Regions from separate parts of the Mus musculus genome. Here region 2 is linked to region 1. Evidence: chromatin loops called from intact Hi-C (ENCODE). Cell type or tissue: left cerebral cortex. All regions are shown on one strand.

What was found. Hi-C counts contacts between places; a loop is a spot of excess contacts. Peaks named below come from ENCODE experiments on the same cell type or tissue, not always from the same donor. Only the 100,000 strongest peaks of a DNase experiment are listed, where the experiment ranks them.
Region 2: it touches region 1 in a loop (5-fold over the local background); 2 of 42 quality-filtered maps call a loop at or near these places.

The regions. Positions count from the first base shown.
Region 1 is chr8:26,973,169-26,981,168 of GRCm38, forward strand. It overlaps Zfp703 (zinc finger protein 703), which reads left to right and starts at 4,168. Exons shown (of 2, transcript NM_001101502.1): 1 at 4,168-4,443; 2 at 5,400-8,000. The coding sequence starts at 4,186. The coding sequence ends at 6,926. It overlaps Gm39150 (a long non-coding RNA gene), which reads right to left and starts at 2,747. Exons shown (of 4, transcript XR_001778540.2): 1 at 2,505-2,747. In left cerebral cortex, CTCF peaks have their summits at 20, 2,849 and 3,603; DNase peaks (open chromatin) are centred at 327, 2,867, 3,868, 4,960 and 7 more places; H3K4me3 peaks cover 5,047 bases; H3K27ac peaks cover 4,102 bases.
Region 2 is chr8:26,775,725-26,783,724 of GRCm38, forward strand. No RefSeq gene overlaps it. Among named protein-coding and RNA genes, the nearest start is that of 2310008N11Rik, 45 kb to the right of the region's middle. In left cerebral cortex, no CTCF peak of the experiment used is centred here; DNase peaks (open chromatin) are centred at 3,663, 4,228, 4,407, 5,057 and 1 more place.

The DNA.
Region 1 (8,000 bases):
CCGGTGAGATATTATTTCATGATGTTGCCACTAGGGTTTGAGTATTATGCATGCGGTGATCATTCAGGCAATTCCGCCCTAGCAAGGAGTGAAAAGTGCCCATTACCCTTCACAACAAATCTACCACCTCTTGCTCTCCACCTGACTCAGGCCTTTTTTTCCTGGGTGGCAAATTTTATGTAAATTGAAGTCTGTGAAAAAAAAACTATAAATATCCACAATTTTCTAAAGGCTTTTTTTTTTTTTTACAATAGCTTTTGAGGGACTTTTTTTTAAAGATACATTGGACTGGAGCCCGGAGGAAGGTCTGTTACCAGTTCCGTGGAATTCCCAGTCTAGGCTGAGATCTTTGGGATCCAGACATTGATGGGTGACGCAGTTACCACCTAAACTCTATTTAGCGACGACGTTCCCTAGAGGCAGAAAGAACACCAAATCCCAGGCCTCCTTTACCTGGGATCCTTTGTCTCAACACTCCACATGTGCTGTCTGCCTCTGGCCTCCCGGGACTGGGATGGCCACTCTCAGATTTTATGCATGGGGAAACTGAAGCATATTGGGGGAGGGGGAGACAATGTACCCAGGGTCACCTCAGCAGCAGCGTGCCTTAAAGGCCTGGTTGCCAGTGACCTGACTCCAGGAACTTCAGGTAAATAACAGACCCATTCCTCACTCATAGCTCTAGCTGGGCTGTTTACAGCATCCAATATTATTTAAAGCACTGCATAAAATCAAGCTCGCTTGTAGTTCCTACTAGGGAGATCTTGAGTCCTAAACCAGGCTGAGCTACATAGCAAGACCCTGCGTGCTAGACAGAAAAAGGACTAACAGGCAGCCCATTCTTCACTCCAGTGTCCTAGAAACAGCTTCAAGTAGCTCTAGCCCTGTCCTAGGTAAACCACTGCTTGTCATTTCCAGGGTAACCAGCGAAGGGCTGACAAATGAGGTCCTCTGCATCTGCCACACTTCTGTGAGGGAAGGACATGCGCTGTATGCCCCTGCACTGCAACCGGTTTTTTTTTTTTTTTAACAGGGTCTTTTTTTTTTCAACCACATTCCTAAGGCAATGCTCTGCCCACAGCTGGCCCTCAGTAAACACGGGTCCGGGTTGATTAATGAGTCATGTTCTCACCCAGGTGGCAAGCCATTCCTTTGAAAACTGAACTTCCTTTTAGGCGGCTGAGGCCCAGTGTCGTGCTCTGTATGGGGTAACAATTTTGCTAAGTAAATGTCAAATCGCAATCTCAATACTCTTCTGCAAGTGTTTTAATTAGGCCTTGGGCCTAGCTCACGGTGTTTTGGTTTTTTTTTTTTTTTAATTTTTCTCTCACAAGGAAACTGGATCAATCCAATCAAGGAAGCTCTCTTGTCCTTACCAGCACCCCCAAGGAGTTGTCCCTACCCTCTGTGTGTGCTGTGGAGTGTGTGTGTCCTACATACTGTACAGGAGCAGGAAACAGGCCTGGCGTCTGGCACCTGGCACCATTAGCCCTGTCCATGCTAACTGCTCTGAGCTTAGAGAACTAAGTTTCTTAAAAGGACAATGTATCATTCCGTGGGGAAATCGCCTGCACCCTAGCCTGCCCAGCCGGGACATCCTGTCTGCTCCCCTTCTTCCTTTTGTTCATTTGACATCTTTCTACTCTCCAAATAAAAATACTCCACCGTCCTTTCTGCAGCCTCCTGCCCTCTCTTTCCCACCCACATTCCTAAGTGTCTACTCTCTTTCCCTCTAACTTATTTCCCATTAATCATTTCTAACACACATCTGCTCTGCTCCTAGAATGGTTTCTAGGCTGGCTCTCTCTCTCTCTCTCTCTCTCTCTCTCTCTCTCTCTCTCTCTCTCTCCCTCCCTCTCCTCCCACCCCGCCCCCAGCTGGACTGGTTACAATAACCCAGGAGACTTTTGTCTCTGTCTCCAAACTCTACCTTCTTCCCAGTTTTTCCTCCAACATATCCACAAAGGCCATCGCTTCTACAACCCATCCTTCTTCCACTCTTTTCTCTCCCAAAGGCCAAAGGCCTGGGTTAAGTTGAAGTAACCCTTCAATCGCGGTGGACTGTGTTTGTTGGGAGATAGGGTCTCACTCTGTAGCACAAGCTAGACTGGAACTCACTAGGTATGCCAAGCTGGTCTCAAATTCATGGTGTGACTCTCCTGCCTCAGCTTCCTGGGTGCTGCATTTACAAGAACGAGGCTGCAGACCCAGCTTGGAGTAGAATTTTACAGATAAGTGTTCGCAATGACCATGAGGTCAGAAGGCATAGGCTGGCATGAGCTGAGCTTATGGGAGTTGCGGGAAGAGAGTAAAACTTTGTACTATAAAATAAATGAGAAAATCCTCCTCCCTTCCATTCATTCTCTTGCCCCTCCTGCTGCAATATGGACCATATCATCAGAGTCAGGGCATCTCTGGCTATTCACTAAATTTATAAGATCTAAAGAGAGGGAAGGGACAGTCGGGTAATTTCTGAGAAACCTATGCACATTTATTTATCAAACCTTGTGGCTCCAGGGAGAGTTTGAGTTCTGTGTATGACGGATGTGGCCTTGGAAGCTGCCTGCCGCCTTCTCTCCTGCACATCATGAAGTTCATGATTGTTCTATGATTCGCTCCTTCCGCTCACTTTGACGACCCCTTTGGAATCTCTTGCTCTCACGTTGTGTTGAGTCAATGATATCAGAGTCAGGGAAAAAAAAAAAAAAACAACCGTGAGTCAGCATCAGGCAGTCAGAACCAGATAGTCCTGGGTAACACTCCTACAAAGTCAGAACTTGATGGTCAGAGTGACTGACAAATCACGACTGGAAAAGGGTATTCAAAAGGAACAGCGACACCAGCGCGCCTCCACTGGCCACTGAGGGCACGCAAAAGTGGTCACTCCAGAGCTGGGGCACAAAGGACCAAGCTCAGTCGATTGAGCCAAGGATCTAGAACTTTATGGTCAGGACCATGACTATGTAAAAATCTCTGCCAAGTGTAAATACGTACTTTTTCCGGAAGGCTTGGGGGAATCCGAGAGGGTACTGTTATTATTAATAAAAAGGTCTTATTTCGAAATTTCGCCGGAGGGGAAACCAATGGGGCAGTCTCTAGAGTTTGTGTCGTCCTGCAATGCTGAGACCCCCCCCCTCCTCTAGGACATCGGCCTCTACTTTGATGCTACCTCCAACCACGTCGCCGCCAAACGGCAGCTCAGCTCGTCACAGCACAGTGAGGTAGCTTTATGACTTTAAACGGGACAAGAACCCTGAAACACACCAAACACGATCTATAATTCAGAGCGCCCCTGGGGGCGTTCCAGGAGCTTTGAGGTGACGCTTCCTGGCCAGGGAGCCAAACCTTCAACCACGCTTCACCTAGACCGTCTCACCGGGAAGGGAGTCCTTCCACTTCCAGTCTGACTGGACAGGCTCAAAGTAGTTGGAAGGGCTCAGGCAGCGCCCAGGGAATAGTGGATGCCCCCAAGGCTTCGGCGCTTCCAAGTGAACACATCCGGGAGAGGCCAATTAGGGGAAAGAGAACCGGCCGAAGCAGCTCGGAGAAGCTGCCGAGCTCCCGAGGCGTAGCCCGCCCCCCGGCGGTCCCGGGGAGAGGCTTGGATCCTAGGACCGGAGCAGGCGCCCTGCGTTCCCACCCCGGTCTCCACCCTAGACACTAGTGGGAAGCAGCAGGCAACAGGAGAGGGCACAGAGCCCGTGTCCAGAAGTCCCGTCCCTTGGGTGACCCGTGGGCTAGGGCAGCCGGGCACAACCCGCAAAGGGGAGCAGATCCAGCGCTGGGCGAAGGCCGGGAGGCGGCGACCGGCTAGGGCGCTTTAAGACTCTCCCCGCCCACCGGCGGCGCCCGCCTCCGCCCTCCGCTCTCCCCGCCCCGGGGTCCGGGAGAGAGCTGCGATTGGGCGGGCGCGGCGATCCCTTTGAAGTGTGGCTGCAGATCGCGGCTATTTGACGTGCAGCTCGCGGAAGGCGAAGGTTTTTGTGTTGCTCGCCTGGGCTAGCTGCGGCGGCGGCGGCGGCGGCGGCGGCGGCGGCGGCGGCGGTGGAGGAGGGGAGGCGGCACGGAGGCGCAGCGGCTGCTGCACGGCGTTCGACGCAGCGGAGCGAGCCCACCCGCCCCGGGAGCTCGCCTCCCGGAGCTTCCCCTCCCTCCCCGCCCCCCCAGTGGCACTGCCTCCTCCAAATGAGCGATTCGCCCGCTGGATCTAACCCAAGGACACCCGAAAGCAGCGGCAGCGGCGGCGGCAGCAGCAGCGGCGGCGGCGGCGGGAAGAGGCCGGCGGTGCCGGCAGTGGTGTCCCTCCTGCCCCCGGCGGACCCCCTGCGCCAGGCGAACCGGCTCCCTATCAGGGTCCTGAAGATGCTGAGCGCTCACACCGGTCACCTCCTGCACCCGGAGTACCTGCAACCGCTGTCCTCCACACCCGTCAGCCCAATTGAGGTCAGTCTCCGGGCGCTGCCCACCCAGAACTGAACCCCACTCCTCCACCCATGCTGGGCCCATGGCTCTGCTCCCTCCACCACCCCCCACCCCACCCCACCTCCCGTAGCGACGCGAGGCCCGAAGCTGGCCACGCAGGCGGACCTCCTGAGGAGGGACGGAAGGCAGGAACCAGACACCCCCCTCCCCGCCCGCCCAGGTTCTCCCTAGACTCATGGGTGGAAGGGTTTTGCCCAGTCGCCCTTTGGAGCTGCGTGTTTTCTAACCGACTGGATTTGCTCTTATGGTGCCCAGAGTCCTTTACTTTTCCTCTGGCCCCTTAGAGTCCTGTCCAAAGACGGCTTCTGGGCCTCCCTCGCCTCCACCCGGTGTCCCTCTGCATCTTCCCCCGTCTGTTTAGGGGCACAGTGCAGACAACCAGGCACTCGGGATCCTGGGTCTTTCTTCATCTTACTTCTCTGGGTGTCCTCCCCGGGAGGGAGGGAGAAAGGGAGGGAAGGAGAGAGGGAGGGGCTACTCACAGGGCCAACTGCGGCTCTGCCTTTAGAAGGCGCCTCTCCCTGCTCTTACACCGAGCGCCATCACCAGAAACCCGTCCCAAACGAAGTTCTCCCAAACTAAAGGCTTAAGTTTTTCCCTGGCCCAAAAAGATGGGAAAATTATCTGGAAAGGGGCGAATCACCATCCGGATTACAGAGAAGTCACCTTTAACCGGGAGGGCTGTGGTTGAGCCATTTCTCCTGCGCGCCAGCGCCCATGTCACACTCGGGGACTAACCCACAAGGCAAGTGTCATTCCGCCCAGCTACTCGGCCAGAGCCAGGCCCTCCTTCCGTGACCCTCCTCGCTCAGCTCCCTTCGCTCGCCCACAGTGCTCGGCTCAGCTTCTCCGCGCGCGCTTAGTGAGTCTCCCAGTCTCACCCCCTTCTCCCTCCCCTTTGCCACTGTCTCCCGCAGCTGGACGCCAAGAAGAGTCCTTTGGCTCTGCTAGCCCAGACCTGCTCGCAGATCGGCAAGCCCGACCCGCCGCCCTCATCCAAGCTCAACTCCGTAGCGGCGGCGGCGGCCAACGGGCTGGGATCCGAGAAAGACCCGAGCCGCTCCGCCCCCGGCGCCGCCTCCGCGGCCGCGGCGCTCAAGCAGCTGGGGGACTCCCCCGCGGAGGACAAGTCGAGCTTCAAGCCCTACTCTAAGGGCTCCGGAGGCGGCGACTCCCGCAAAGACAGCGGCTCCTCGTCGGTGTCCTCCACCACCTCTTCGTCCTCCTCGTCCCCCGGAGACAAGGCGGGCTTCAGGGTCCCCAGCGCCGCCTGCCCTCCCTTTCCCCCGCACGGGGCATCGGTCTCCACCTCATCAAACTCGTCTTCTCCCGGCGGCTCCCGCGGAGGTTCACCACACCACTCAGACTGCAAGAACGGCGGCGGCGGGGCCGGCGAACTGGACAAGAAAGAGCAGGAAGCCAAACCCAGTCCCGAGCCAGCCGCTGGGAGCCGAGGTAGCGGCGGGGACTCGGCTCACGGTGGCCCGGAAGCCACCGCATCGGGGCGCAAGTCAGAGCCGCCCTCCGCCCTGGTGGGGGCGGGCCACGTGGCTCCAGTGTCACCCTACAAACCAGGCCACTCGGTGTTCCCACTACCGCCCTCCAGCATCGGTTACCACGGCTCCATCGTGGGCGCCTACGCCGGCTACCCGTCTCAGTTCGTTCCTGGCCTGGATCCTAGCAAGTCTGGTTTGGTGGGAGGTCAGCTGTCCGGGGGCCTGGGCCTGCCACCAGGCAAGCCCCCCAGCTCCAGCCCGCTCACGGGGGCCTCCCCACCCTCCTTCCTGCAGGGATTATGCCGTGACCCCTACTGTCTAGGAGGCTACCACAGCGCCTCGCACCTCGGCGGCTCAAGCTGTTCCACTTGCAGCGCGCACGATCCGACCGGGCCCAGCCTTAAGGCCAGTGGCTACCCTCTGGTGTACCCGGGGCACCCCTTGCAACCTGCGGCGCTCTCCTCCAGCGCCGCCCAGGCCGCTCTCCCGGGCCATCCTCTCTACACCTATGGCTTCATGCTGCAGAACGAACCGCTGCCACACAGCTGCAATTGGGTGGCGGCCAGCGGGCCCTGCGACAAGCGCTTTGCCACCTCTGAGGAGCTGCTCAGCCATCTACGGACTCACACAGCCCTGCCGGGCGCAGAGAAACTTCTGGCCGCCTACCCCGGGGCGTCGAGCTTGGGCAGTGCCGCTGCAGCCGCTGCAGCCGCAGCCTCTTGTCACCTGCATCTCCCCCCGCCCGCTGCCCCAGGCAGCCCCGGGTCGCTGTCCTTGCGGAGTCCACACACTTTGGGGCTAAGCCGATACCACCCCTATGGCAAGAGCCACTTATCTACAGCTGGGGGCCTGGCAGTGCCGTCCCTTCCCACAGCCGGACCCTACTACTCGCCATACGCACTGTATGGACAGAGACTAGCCTCCGCCTCTGCGCTTGGATACCAGTAACCACAGCTCTGGCCCCTCCCAGCCCTTCCCCACCCACCCCTTCCTCTCACGTCCCACTGCCTTCGACGCTGCAAGCTCCACTACCGCTTACCCCTACCAGGATCCAGCCCAGCCCCTCCCCCACCGGACTGTGTATTTATTTACTATAATGTTAGCTTACAAGCTGGGAACATAAGTGCATTAATGACCACATGAGTCAGTGGTATGCAAAAAGTCTGTCTCCCCCAAATAATAATATTAACCACCCAGGTAACTCCATGATTCCCCCCACCCCTCTCCCTTCTTTTGCTTATTTTCTTCTTCTTGGGTATATGTTTTAAGGCTTTGGGTTGTTTGATTTTGACTGGTTTGGTGTTAAGGAATGAAGGAAGAGTTGGGGTCCTACACTTTCAGTTTCCCCCATCTTGGGAAGTCTCTTGCATGAGTCTTAACTGTTAAAACTGCATATCTTCCCTTTTCCTTCCCACCCCATCTTGTTTCATTCCATGTGAAGTTTTAATTCTTTTTTTTCCCTTTGTACAAAAAAAAAATGTAACAATTTGGGGGGGTTCAAGGGGGAACAACTTGGTGGCTGGAGGTCTTGAGCTCTGATGAACCAGAATTCTGTTGGGCTGTGTGGTACTACACAACAAACCCCCCTCCCCCCACTTCCCACATGAGCACTTGGTTCTAGGCCCTGAGCCCCCAAATCAAATCACAGCCTTGACCCTCCAGGGTGCTCAGTTCGGGAAGTCCCTGTGCCACCAGCAGTGACCCAATGGCCTCCAACTGAGCCTGCCAAGACTTCTACCTTCCTGGCCCCTCAGGGACCCACACCTTGCGGTGCAGTCAAATTGCCGGCTGACAGGGACCTGACACATCCAATTAAATGTCTTAGAAGGCCCCGCTGGCACGAAATTGCTCTTTATATTTTGTGAAGTACTTTATCGTTACTATTTTATTTTTTCTCTCCCTAGTTGGGACTGTGACCCGCCCCCTCCCCTGGCGATAGGGGTGGGGTCGGGGATCCTTGATGGATCCCTCCAAAGCTTACCAGTCCTCAAGTCAGCAGACCAGACAACTTTAGGAGCTCTG
Region 2 (8,000 bases), 200 kb before region 1:
TAAAAGCATCCTTCACCACACCCCTCACTGTCCCGTTGCCTAGGTAGTTATGTCTTATCTCCCTGTTGCCCTGGGCTTCGAGCCTTAACAAATAGGGCAGGGCTGGCTGCATTCACCACTACAGGATCAGGGTAACAGTTCCAGGTCATTTCACAAGCAGTTCAATGAGTAGCTCTTTTTTTTTTTTTAAATAAAATGCAGATCTCTTGATTCCCCCCACCCCTGCCAGCTGGTATCTCTCTAGTATTTCCAGGGTGCTACTTTTTAAAGTAGGTTTGGCCTTTTGGAGCCAAAGAGCTCATGTCAATACCTAGGTGGCCAAGGGGACTCCCAAGGGTCCTGTCCCTGTTCCACAAACTCACACAAGGGTTTGTGCCCTCCACCTCCACCTCCCCCACCAGCACCATCCCTGGAGCCAAGTCCTCTGAGGGACCCAGGCTCAGAATGGCTGTGACTGATCCCAAAGCAATCCTCTGTGCTCTAGGTTAAAGTGGAGCAACACACAGAAGAAAGGGTCAGAGGGCATCTTCATGGCCACACCCAAAAAGGGTTTTCACGTACAGAGGCAGAGAACAGAGAGATCTGTCCTGTGCGGGTTCTTGGTATGCCGTCCCCTGCTTAGGAAGAGATGAGGACAAATGAGGTAATATACCTGAAGTGTTTTGAGAGCTTCCTAAGTGCAGCATAAACATCACAATGGAGTTGCTGATGTTGATAATATCAGCAGTGGTGATGGGGCTACATTCAGGGCCATAATTTAAGGGAACGTTCAAAATGAGAAAGCGCCACCGAAGTCAATCCACTGAACTTTATTTAGAAGAGAAGCTGCTAATAAAAATGTTATGGGAATGTGAGCTCTTGGGAAATAATGATGATTTTCTCCTATTAAAAGGCTCATCAGACCCACTTCCAAAGTACAGCTCAGTTATTTGTGGGCTCTTTGCCACTGGGTACAACAAGGTCTCTGTTTAAGAAGCAGCAGTGGCTGCTGCTATTCCATGCCCTGAAGTCCTGGGCTCTGAAGCGGTGAGAGATGTTAGCTTCCAGCCCTACTGAAAGGCACTCCCATCTCCTGAGAGGGTTAAGTAACATAGGTGAAGCATTTTTCTGATTTTCTTCTTTCTTCTCCTCCTCTCCTCCCCCACCAGCAGCTGCTGTATAGCTTGAGTTTAGAGTCATTAATAATGGAACAGAAATGGATTGGGACTATAATCTCAGAGGTCGACAGAGTTCCTTTCCCGAGACAAGTCTACTCAAGCATAGGGACCCAACGGGGAACAAGTGTGGAGTCCACACTACAGCATGGTGCACAGTCTGACCCCAGGCTGCTCACCTTGCCCAGTGAAGGGATAAAGACGCAGACTAGGAAGAGGCACAATAGCTGGGAGTTATTCCAAACAGCATGGAGAGCTTAGCTGAGAGACAGAGGGACTTCAGCCCAGGCCCTGCAGTCATTGATTATCACTGTCCAACTTAGCTTTGACAATAGGGTCAAGGAGAATACAGAAATGTCATTTCAACATCAGAATTTTGAGAGGTTGAAAATGACCGTACGTTCTTCTAGAAAGACAAAAAGAAAGAAAAAACTGCATTTAGAACTTGCTAATGTGCCTTAATTCTGAATTCTTGGAAACATCATCCCTCATCCTGCCCCACCCCAAATACTGCCATGAAGTTGTGGATTCTGAGGACAGTGGAAGAATGTAGGCTATAGATGAAAATACCACCTGTGTCTTTCATGAAGGATGAGATGGGCTACCATAACGTCTTTAACAAGGAGCAGACATGGCATAAAGCCGGACTGCTCACGAAGCCCTGGGGGCCGCAGACACTGTCTGTTGTCAGTCATAGAATGAACATGACAGCTTTCTGCAGCCTTCTTGCACAAGAGAGGTTAAACCCTGACAGGTAACAGAAAAGTCTCCGTCCACACTCTGGTGCCCTGAAGGTGCCGTGTCATGGTATCTGTGGAAAACGAGAATCTGCATCATGTTCTCCTGGGTTCTGAGTTCCATCGTCGGTTCAGTACAAGAGCATTTCCTGATTTTACTGAAAGCGCCAAGAGATGCCCATGCACCTGTGTGTAATTCAAACCAGTTTCTATCCAGGCTTCCAAGTACCAGTCAGAAATTTGGTCTTCTTCTCTGCCAAATGGGTCAAAGTGTCACCAAGATCTCAGCCTTCCCTTTCCCTTTCCCCGACCCTGACCTTGTGTCTGCGCATGAGTGATCAGTGTGTCATAGCAGGTAAGTGTTTCTTCCAGAATAAAGTGACATGCTCTCAAAGAGGAGGTTGTGTAAAAACCACAGGGGCCGGCACCCAATTTATATTCAAAGACAGGATTTTCTACCATTTTTTAAAACCTTCTAGATGCAGCTTCCTGAGAGGCAATTTTCTATCCAGGTGACTGACAGCCCATTTGAATAAATTCTTAAGGGAAGAAGCAATAGTATCTGCGCAAGCTTATAATTTGGGGGGGGGGGGTTAGAATTCTACAGCTCCACCCAGGCAGGCACGAGGTATGACTCACTTCCCACATTTTTCATAATAAAAAAAAAAGTATGTAACAGAGTAGATCAAAGAAGAAATAGAAAAGAAATACAATAAATTTATGAGATAGCATGCTTCATCTAGAAATAGCATTTAGTCAATGGGTCTCAAATACTGCTATTCCACCCTCCTGCCCCTCCTGACACACCACAAACACACACACACACATGCACGCACATGAGTGTGCACACACCCACAAACATACTTGCAGTACTGTAAGTCTTACGAGTCAGCTATGACACTCCCTCCCTCCCATGTGGTCTTTCGATCTTAGAGTGGAAGTGGTTGTGATATTTTCCTTAGGAAAGAAAAAAATAACAAGGGGTTACCAGGTCAAGAGGAGGTTGTGAGTTCCAATGCTGAGCATGAGGAAGGCATCTACTCTTCATTCACAGTGACCTCGAAGCCTTCTAAGGTCTGGCTACCAACCTAAGAGCATCCATCATCCATCTAACTCCTGGAGATGGGCAGAATAGATCATAGCATCGGAAAACACCAACTACTACACCATGTAAGCTAGCCAGCATTAAATGGAGAGGCAGAGGCAGGACCGTGCCCAAGTCACTAAAACCTCAGGATAGCATTGGGTCCTCAATGTCCCCACTTGTCACAGTCTCCAAATTCCCACACAGGAGCCCCCACCACCACCACCAGAACTCTCTGGGCACAGATGCCTCCTATCCCACTTCAGCTTGGATTGAGTTTGCAAGAAGCGGGTCTGGTTTAGCCCTCTGTGGGAAGGCAGGTAGTACTTTTAATCCATGATCAGGGGCCGCCAGCCATCTGGAAGCCCGGGCTGTGGTACACAGACCCCGCACCCCCACCCCCACCCCTGTTATAGCCCTGTCCTCCCTACCTCATGTCTGGGTAAAGTCCTCTGCTCAGCGTGCATGTAACTCAGAGCCATATGACACTGAAACGCTAAGTGAAGAGCAATTAACTTTTGCTTCTGAAAACCCACTTTAGCTTTCCATAACTCTTTGGGGGCCATTTCAGCTAAGCCAAACCTCCCGCACATTCTCCCTCAGCAATAAATTACCTTCCTGGCTTTAATTAGCTGCTGGAGCGCAAAGCAGGGCTGGGTGCTGACGTGGCAACTCTCCCCACAGGTCCCATTCTGTCATACTCCAGGAGAATGTCAGCTACAGGAACTGCCCCTGTCTGAATGGAAACACTGCTGGGCCCTCACCTGCCCACAGGTGTGAGGGGGAAGCCTAAAGCTGAGCTCTAGCAGAGGCTAGCTTTTAATGACAATGAAATTCGTTGGGAGGGTCTTGGGCTCTCACTGCAGAGCTCTTGGCTTTTGCCCTATCATATGTACATTAGCCCCAGGTGTATACAGTCTTCACCTCCTTTATTCTTCTATGAGAGAAATTACTGGCAGAACTGAAAATACAAGCTTCCCAGGAAATTGTGCTATACAGCTGTGAGGTAAGGCTGAATCAAAATGGGTAAATCTCTTAAGGATGTGATTTTAATCATATCCACGGACCGAAATGGTAGTAGCTGGGAAAGAAGTGAAAAGGTATTCAGAGTCCTCAACGTCACGTCTAAACCTCGATTTAAAAGTGGAGTTGCACCAACCCTACCTCTGGCTAGACTCAGCCTTTCTCATAGCCCTCCCACCTGTGAGAAAGTGAGGCTGTCTCCCATGGCTGCTCTCTGAGCTACTGTGCATGTGTGTGCTGCTGCAGTGTGCAGAGTGTAGAAGAGAGTAGAAAAGTCAGCTCAAAGCTAGACCTCAGAGCATCTTTCCTTCTGGCTTGGTGGAGTCTGAACCCACCCCTGAGGGAGACAGCTTCCAAAGAGTCTCGGGTTCCTGCTGGGCAGTCATCCACATAATTCATCCTGTCCACCTGGAAACAGAGTCCACGTTTCACCGCGTAGGATCTGGAAAGGACTATAAGCCGGATCCCCTCTGTGGGGGTCATTTGTGCAACTTCTTAGGGTTCCAGCTTACACCTCTATCAGCAACACCCATCCCTTTCCCCAAAGCCAAACTGCAGTCTGCATTCCTCCTCTCTTTTGTTGAAATTTCTAAAAGAAGAAGAAGAAGAAGAAGAAGAAGAAGAAGAGGAGGAGGAGGAGGAGGAGGAGGAGGAGGAGGAGGAGGAGGAGGAGGAGGAGGAGGAGGAGGAGGAGGAGGAAGAAGAAGAAGAAGAAGAAGAAGAAGAAGAAGAAGAAGAAGAAGAAGAAGAAGAAGAAGAAGAAGAAGAAGAAGAAGAAGAAGAAGTCCTACGGCCAGGCTTTGCTTGTATAGGACAGTGACAGGCCTTATGGGTCCGCACAGCCCTCTCTCTCGCACAACCCTCTCTCTGATTAAGCCCGGGAGTGCATCACACGGGCGCCGAGCCCCAGCAAATCTCCTCCGTGATTTCCCCTGCGCCTCCCCAATTAACAGGCAGCCTGTCAGCTCTGGCTGGGCGGTGGCAGCGTGGCGCGGGCGGGCTGAGGCCAGCAGGCAGGTACCCACTGTCACAGCCGCCAGACAGCAGAGCTCTCCGTCCCACTCTGCCTGCCAGCGCCGCCCCCGCTGTCTGAGTCTTCGCCTGTCACACATCCTAGGCTGTGAGAAGTGAGCAATTCCCTCAGCTGATACTTCTTCTCCCTGAAGCCCTGGGGGTGGCCTGGTGCCAAAGGGGGACGAAGAGTCTACCTTCAGCCCATCTCTCTTCACCTAGGGATCTCTCAAAATGAACTGAGGCAAGAGGAACCAGCCCAGAGACCCACAGGACCTCCCAAAGTAAGGACCTGATTTGATACAAGGACAAGAGTCCAGTCACAGGCATGGCCTGTTCCTCACTCAAGTTACCAGGACTGAGCTCAGGGTACTAAGCTCTCAGGAAGGCTCACCCACCACCCACCCACAAAGGCAACATTGATTCTTTGGCTTCTATCTACTCAAGGATCGGAGTGACAAATCCTACTCCTGAGGCTTCTTTTCAACAGGACCCCACCATAAAATAAAATAAAATAAAATAAAATAAAATAAAATAAAATAAAATAAAATAAGTGTTCTCCTGCCTTTCTGAAATGATCTCAAGACTTCTCACCACCAGAGAGAAGCAATGTTTTCTTTGGAAAGATCACCTGCCATGCTTGTCCCAAACCTCACGATGCTCTTTCCACAGACGATTACGTCCAGGAGCTGCCTTTTAGAGTGGCTTGGCATGATGGCCCTGCCCCTGAGCTGAAGAGAAATAGTCACAGGAGCCAGTGTTGTCCAGGAACCTTTAGGAAATGCCTCTTGATCTACGTCTCACACCTGTCTAGAAAGAAATCCACTCTCCCGAGCACATATGTGCATACTTGACCATATAAATGGAAAACAGAGGCAGAGAATGCGAGTCCATCATAAAAGTAGGGGAAATCACCTGGCATTTGTCTGTGTAAGGAGAGGAGAGACCGTGAACCGCACAGGCGTGAGATGCAGAATAAGGAAGGTGGCTGTGCTCAACAACTCCCAAAATGAAGGAACCACTCTTATTGGTCTCTCTACTCCTGATGACGACCACAGCAGACACTCAGTTACGCATCTGCTAAACACAACAGAAGTCTAGACACTTCTAGAACAGATAGGATGTGTTCTCCATACCCTAAGTTAGCCAGCAGATCAACGATCATCAACTCTGTAGATTAAATCATAGGGAAATAAGGAGGCAAAGGAAAAAAATATAGGACAGGCTAAGACAGGTGAACATTGCAGGAGCACACTGGAGACAAGCAAACAACATGGTCTCTCACTACCAGGCACTCCGGCACGTACAACAATGTCCTAGAAGCTCTGGAGAACCGGTGCATTTCAAAATATGTAAAACAGGTGCTGGAAAGAAGGGTGAAAGGAAGAAAGGTAGTGTGCCCCAGATTGGTGACTCTGAGACTGATCTTTCAACCAAGTAAACGTCCATCCGCCCGATGCAGTACCACCCTCCCTCCAAAGAATGCCCAGTCACAGACATGTTGATTGACAGACTACTATCTCATCAAGGCTAGCAAGACTCTATATCAAAATCATTCGTTATGATCTAATTTGTGCTTACACTGTGAAATATAACCATTTGCCTTCCCTTAATAGAGCCATTGAGACTCAGGAAATGCTCAGAGGGGTAAAAATCCTATATTTGAAATCCACAAGTGCCTTTTTACCTCTGGGTTCAAAACTCAATCAATGCTTTAAAGGTGTTGATGCCAACCTTTAAGCTACCAGGGTCTTCATGCCTCACAGTAGCCCGAAGCAAAGGCCTGGTTAGTAAATTTGCTAACTACTCTTCTAAGATTTGTGTGTGCAACAGCCCACTCCCTGGCACCAGCTTCTAGCTTAGTTTCTTTTCTATTGCTGTGACAAGACGTCATGACTAGGACAACATATAAAAGAAGTCATTTAATTGGACTTCCAGTTTCAAAATGTTAGAATCCCCAATAGTTCAACTTTCGAACTATATATATATATATAAAAAACATACATGCAAGCCTAGGTCATTGTACAGATGGAGTTGAAAGAAGAATAAAATGGCCCCAGGCTAAGTTGAAGAAGAGAATAATCAACCTCATTCCTCTCAAATGCCCAAAGTGAAGATAAAGTGCAACCTAGGTCTTCACTTTAGTCTGAAAGTCAAAGCACTGTGAACACAGGCTCCTCCTCCACCACAGTCTCTAGGCCAGTGCTCCTGGCTCCAGAGAAAGCTTGACTAGGAAACTATAGTTCGAAAGTTGAACTATTGGGGATTCTAACATTTTGAAACTGGAAGTCCAATTAAATGACTTCTTTTATATGTTGTCCTAGTCATGACGTCTTGTCACAGCAATAGAAAAGAAACTAAGCTAGAAGCTGGTGCCAGGGAGTGGGCTGTTGCTATGACAGTAGACCTGAGCGTGTGGATTTTTTTTTTTTTGGAGGAATGTGGAAGACGGTGGGACTCGGATCTAGGAAAGTGGTTGAAGGCTGTACGCAGAGCTTCGTGGCCATCATTGTAGGAGCCTGGAAGATAGTAGTTCTAGGAGCAATGTGAACCCTGGAGGCCCAGCTCAAGGTTCCAGAGGGAAGCAGCATCAGCAACCGGACTAGAGAGCAGTCGTGTGATGTTTTATCATAAAGAATTCAGCTCTCTGCCCTCATCCTAAGTATTTGCTAGAGTCTAAATTGAAAATCAATTGACCAATTTCTTTGGTGAAGGAGATTTTAAGACAGCCTAATATTGAATCTCTTGTGTGGTTGTTCATGATTAGTATTTTTTTAATTCTTCTTGCATACATTACATCCCAACTGTAGTTTCTTCTCCCTCCACTTCTCCAAACCCCCACCACTCCTCCCCACTCTGCCCCAGATGAGCCTACCAAGGGTGTCAACGGAAGGGCCCCAAAAGCAGGTAAAAGAGTCAGAGACACCCACTATCTCCACTTCTGGGAGTCTCACAAGAACACTAAGCTACACAGCCATGAAGTATAAGCAG